Linked DNA regions of Homo sapiens: region 1 is linked to region 2. A link is an interaction called in ENCODE POLR2A ChIA-PET data of the cell type or tissue named here. Cell type or tissue: GM12878. All regions are shown on one strand. Links, peaks and the distances in the headings refer to the core of each region. The heading gives the core; the rest is flanking DNA.

Region 1 (2,913 bases), core at 270-2,769, 120 kb before region 2:
CAGCTGAGGTCCTGCCCTTCAGGTTACAGTCATCTGGGTCCTGGTCTAGACCCTCATATGCCATCCAGAGACCCAACCCTAGGGACAATTCCTCCCAGGCTGGTAGCAGAGAGTCGATCCTTTTACTCACCCTACCAAAAGCTCTGAAATAAGAAGGCCTGCCAGTGGGGAAAAGACTCTTCAGGAAAAGGTTCTCAGGGGCAGGGAAGGTTTGAGCTGGGCCTTAGGGCAGCCAGAGAGGTAGGTGACAGGTCCCCTCACAAAGCCTGCCAGAGAATGCAGGAGGAACACAGGTGTAGTGATGAGAACGTTCTGGAAGACAGCAGGCAGCCTCCCACTCACTGATGGGGCCGAGTGAGGTCATGTCCACACACCAGGAGAAGCTGGAATCCACACACTGGTGCACTTTGTTTCTTGTTTTAGAGACAGGGTCTTGCTCTGTTGCCCAGGCTGGAATGTGGTGGCACAATCATAGCTCACTGCAGCCCTGACCTCCTGGGTTCATGCAATCTTCCCACCTCAGCCTCCTGAGTAGCTGGTGAGGGAAGAGAGAGGCTCTCTCATATTGTTTTATACTCAGTACCTGTTTTAAGAAAAAAACAAGGAAGTGAAATCAAAGACAGGCAGCCCAGCGCCAGGCCCAAAGCCAGGCCTGGGCCTGCCTGGCCTAAACCTAGTAGTTAAAAATCAACTCATGACTTAGAACCCGATGTTACCCATAGATTTCAGGCATTGTATGGAAGAACATTGTGAAACTCCCTGCTCTGTTCTGTTTCACTCTGACCACCGGTGCATACAGCCCCTGTCACGTACCCCTTGCTTGCTCAAATCAATCACGACCCTTTCATGTGAAATCTTTAGTGTTGTGAGGCCTTAAAAGGGACAAAAATTGTGCACTCAGCTCGGATTTTAAGGCAGTAGCTTGCCGATGCTCCCAGCTGAATAAAGCCCTTCTTCTACAACTCGGTGTCTACGAAGTTTTGTCTGCGGCTTGTCCTGCTATACTGGGACTACAGGCACACGCCACCATGCCTAATTTTATTTTTTGTAGAGACAGGGTCTGGCTATGTTGCCTAGGCTGGTCTCAAGTGATCTTTCCACCTCAGCCTCCCAAAAACACTGGGATTACAGGGACAAGCCAGCACTCCTGGTCATGCTGGTGCATTTTGGCTGCCATGGTGCACAGGAGGTATGAGCTGGGGGGCAGAATCTGCTCCTGGACCTCTACCCAGGCCTGCACCCAGACTGACCCCTGGGCTACAGGGAACAGGTGTGGAGAGAATGCAGCAAGCAGAGCGGGCTAGTCAGTGATGGAGACCCAGGCTGGGACTAGGAGAGATAGGGCTCCAACCCTCAGCCTAGTGGCCCGGCCCAACCCCATGGGGCCAAGATGACTTCCTAGGAAGCCAGGCATGGAAGCCAGCATGCACCTGAACCGAGGACAGAAGACTCTGATGACAGGGAGGCCTCTGACATAGTGTGGATACTTGTCCCATCCACATCTCGTGTTGAAATGTGATCCCCAGTGCTGGAGGTGGGGCCTATAGTGTGAGGTGTTTGGGTCATGGTGGGGGATCCCTCATGAATGGCTTAGTGCCCTCCCCATGGTAATGAGTGAGTTTTCTAATTTCTAATTTTTTTTTCTCTTTCTTTCCTTCCTTTTTTTTTGAGACAGAGTCTCACTCACAGCCCAGGCTGGAGTGCAGTAGCGCGATCTTGGCTCACTGCAACCTCCACCTCCTGGGTTCAAGTGATTCAATGAGTGAGTTTTCTATTAGTTCACAGGAGAGCCTGATGCCTCCTCTCTCTTGCTCCCTCTCTCACCATGCGACACGTCTGCTCCCTCTTTGCCTCCCGCCAGGAGTAAAAGCTTCCTGACGCTTCACCAGAAGCCTAGCAGATGCTTGTACAGCCTGCAGAACTATGAGGCAAATAAACTTCTTTTATAAATTACCCAGTCTCAGGGCCAGGAGCGGTGCTCACGCCTGTAATCCCAGCACTTTGAGAGGCCAAGGCGAGTAAATTACTTGAGATCAGGAGTTCAAGACTAGGCTGGCCAACCTGGTAAAACCCTGTCTCTACTAAAAATACAAAATTAGCCAGGCATGGTGGTGCACGCCTATAATCCCAGCTACTTGGGTGGCTGAGGCATGAGAATTGCTTGAACCCTGGAGGCGGAGGTTGCAGTGAGCCGATATTGCACCACTGCACTGTAGCCTGGGCTACAAGAGCGAAACTCTATCTCAAAACCCTGCCTCTACTAAAAATACAAAAAATTAGCCAGGCATGGTGGTCCATGCCTGTAATCCCAGCTACTCAGCAGGCTGAGGCAGGAGAATAGCCTGAACCCAGGAGGCAGAGGTTGCAGCAGCCTGAGATCGTACCACTGCACTCCAGCCTGGGTGACAGAGCTAGACTTCATCTCAAAAATAAATAAATAAATAAATAAATAAATAAATAAATAAATAACCCAGTCTCAGGTATTCCTCTAGAGCAACACAAAACGGGCTAATACAGCCTCCACGTTTGGTGTCCAGTGGACCTGGTGGTCCACTAGACACTCAGTGGTCTTGACTCTGCCATTAACAGCCAGACTATGACAGAGTTGTTCCCCTGCTCTGCCTCAGTTTGTCCTCTCTCAGCTGAGCAGAGCAGGGATAACTGCTTCTCATGTGGGCCACAGGACAAAACAAAGCCCTGAGTCCCACAGGAAGGTAGGTGGGCTATGTCCAAGGGAAGACAGACCTGGGGCAGTATTTTATGTCCCCAGGGTGGCAGAGGGACATGGAGAAGATGCCTCCTTTATGGGCAAGGGAGAAGGGAAGATAAGCAGAGAGGTGCCAGACACCCGCCTCACCCCCACCTCCCCCACCCCACACCAGGCCCATTCCTACTCAGCCCCCAACTCAGGCT
Region 2 (2,913 bases), core at 280-2,779:
TACTAAATATACAAAAAAATTAGCTGGGCGTGGTGGTGCACGCCTGTAATCCCAGCTACTTAGGAAGCTCAGGGAGGAGGATCGCTTCAACCTGGGAGGCAGAGGTTGCAGTGAGCCGAGATTGTGCCACTGCACTCCAGCTTGGGCAACAAAGCGAGGCTCTGTCTCAAAGAAAGAAAGAAAGAAAGAAAGAAAGAAAGAAAGAAAGAAAGAAAGAAAGAAACATCTGTATACCTACTGCTCAACTACAAAATAAAACATTCACAGTTCTTTTGAAGCCTCCTGCGTCTCCTGCCCAATCACATCCCCTCTCTCCACTCCAAGGTCACTGCCATCCTGAGAATATGGTGAAAGTGGAGGCCATGAAAGAGCAGTAAGGTGACACCCCCACCCCGCACAGCCAGTGCTGGTCTAGTAGAATCTAGGACTCCCACACCCTCCAAAGTAAGGCACAGTGCCCCCTTCTCTAGAGTCCATGGGTGCTGAGTGGGGAACCTGGACTTCCGCCTCCACCTCACAGCAACGCGGCAGCACCTCCCCTCCTGTGCTGGAGTAGCAGCGTGGGAAGCAAGGTTTCAGTAAGACCCAGAGTCTCGTAATACCTAACATGTCTGGGTTTCAGTAGAAAATCACCAGTCAAGGACGGGAGCGGTGGCTCATGCCTGTAATCACAGCAATTTTTTTTTTTTTTTTTTGAGACGGAGTCTTGCTCTGTCGCCCAGGCTGGAGTGCAGTGGCGCCATCTCGGCTCACTGCCAGCTCCGCCTCCCGGGTTCACCCCATTCTCCTGCCTCAGCCTCCCGAGTAGCTGGGACCACAGGCGCCCGCCACCACGCCCGGCTAATTTTTTGTATTTTTAGTAGAGACGGGGTTTCACTGTGTTAGCCAGGATGGTCCCCATCTCCTGACCTCGTGAGCCACCTGCCTCGGCCTCCCAAAGTGCTGGAATTGGCCGGGCGCGGTGGCTCACGCCTGTAATCCCAGCACTTTGGGAGGCCGAGGCGGGCGAATCACGAGGTCGGGAGATCGAGAACATCCTGGCTAACACAGTGAAACCCCGTCTCTACTAAAAATACAAAAAATTAGCCGGGCGTGGTGGCGGACACCTGTAGTCCCAGCTACTTGGGAGGCTGAGGCAGGAGAATGGCATGAAGCCGGGAGGCAGAGCTTGCAGTGAGCCTAGATCGTGCCACTGCACTCCAGCCTGGGCGATAGAGTGAGACTCCGTCTCAACAAAAACAATAAAAAAGTATTCTTACAGGCATTGGCACAGAGGGACAGAGGGAGGAAGAGAGAGAGAGAGAGAACCAAATAGAAATTTTATTATTTTTGTTGACCAAAAAAAAATTATATATACTTATGGTATACAAATGATGTTTTGATATATGTAGACATTGTGAAATGGCTAAATCAAGCTAGTTAACATATGCAGCACCAAATGGAAATGCTCAAACTGAAAAAGACAATGACTAAAATTTTAAAGCTCAGTGGATGTGCTCAACAGAAGAACGGGAGGACAGAAGAAAGAATCCGTGAACTGAAACACAGAATAGAAATGACCTGATTGGAACCACAGGGAAAATAGACTGAAACTGAACCAGAGAGAAAATAGACTGCAGGAGGGGAAAAAAAACAGTTTCAGGGACCTGTGGGACTACAAGAAAGATGTAATATGTCACTGGCATCTCAAAAGGTGAGAAGAGCACATGAGACGGGCTGTATGGTGGTGGCCGTCTGGAAAATATCATCAGCTACATCCATGTTAATGTATGGAGCTATAGTTTTCTGTTCCACTATAATATAGTATTCTATTGTGTGACTGAACCACAATTCATTTATTCACTCTACTGTAATGGGTACTTGGGCTATTTTGTTTTTGATCTAATAAACAGTGCTCTGTGACTATTCCATCCATATCTCCAGGAGTAGAACTGCTGGGTCTCAGGGTGTGTGAATGTTCACTTTTACCAAATAATGTAAAACTTTTCTTCAAAGTGAGTGTACTCACCTCTAGTCCCACTGCAGTTTAATAGTTACATTTCACCAGCATTTTGTCAGTCTTCTAATTTTTTTCCAAACTAGTGGGCATGAAATGAAAATTTGTGGTTTTATTTACATTTCCCCTTTTTACTAATGAAGGTGAGTATATTTTCATATATTTAATGGGCCATTTGTGTTTTCTGTGAAATACCTGTTTATGGTTTGTTTTGTTTTGGTTTGGTTTGGTTTTTTGAGACAGTGTCTCACTCCGTCGCCCAGGCTGGAGTGCAGTGGTGTGATCTCAGCTCATTGCAACCTCCACCTCCTGGGTTCAAGTGATTCTCCTACCTCAGCCTCCTGAGTAGCTATGATTACAGAGGACTGCCACCACGCCCGGCTAACTTTTGTATTTTTAGTAGAGATGGGGTTTCACCATGTTGGCCAGGCTGGTCTTGAACTCTTGACCTCAAGTGATCTGCCCACCTCAGCCTCCCAAAGTGCTGGAATTAACAGGCATGAGCCGCCACACCCAGCACCTGTTCATATTTTTAAACATTTTTCTATTGAATTTTTTGTCCTCCTAATTGATTTATAGGATCTAGGCACTAATTTTTTTTTTTTTTTTTTTTTTTGGTGAAATGTGTGCAAAGTTTTGTTATGATTTGATGGAAACAGTATTAAATCAATCTGGGGAGAAATAACAGTTTTACAGCATTGAGTCTTTCCACAAACATGTTGTTGCTCACCAATTGGTTTTCTTATTGCCTTTCAGTAAGGTGCTATAATTTTCTACATAAAGATTTTACAGGCTGGGTGTGGTGGCTCACACCTGTAATCCCAGCACTTTGGGAGTCCAAGGCGGGCAGATCATGAGGTCAGGAGATCGATACCATGCTGGTTAACACGGTGAAACCCCATCTCTACTAAAAATAC

What was found. Peaks named below come from ENCODE experiments on the same cell type or tissue, not always from the same donor. Only the 100,000 strongest peaks of a DNase experiment are listed, where the experiment ranks them.
Region 1: POLR2A ChIA-PET joins it to region 2 with 5 read pairs; 17 of 35 experiments call an interaction of 5 or more read pairs at or near these places.

The regions. Positions count from the first base shown.
Region 1 is chr15:75,217,311-75,220,223 of GRCh38, reverse strand. No RefSeq gene overlaps it. Among named protein-coding and RNA genes, the nearest start is that of C15orf39, 17 kb to the right of the region's middle. RefSeq lists enhancers at 391-450, 531-720, 1,531-1,580. In GM12878, for the core only: no CTCF peak of the experiment used is centred there; no DNase peak of the experiment used is centred there; H3K27ac peaks cover 1,327 bases.
Region 2 is chr15:75,094,510-75,097,422 of GRCh38, reverse strand. No RefSeq gene overlaps it. Among named protein-coding and RNA genes, the nearest start is that of PPCDC, 72 kb to the right of the region's middle. In GM12878, for the core only: no CTCF peak of the experiment used is centred there; DNase peaks (open chromatin) are centred at 552, 1,542 and 2,132; H3K4me3 peaks cover 483 bases; H3K27ac peaks cover 2,043 bases.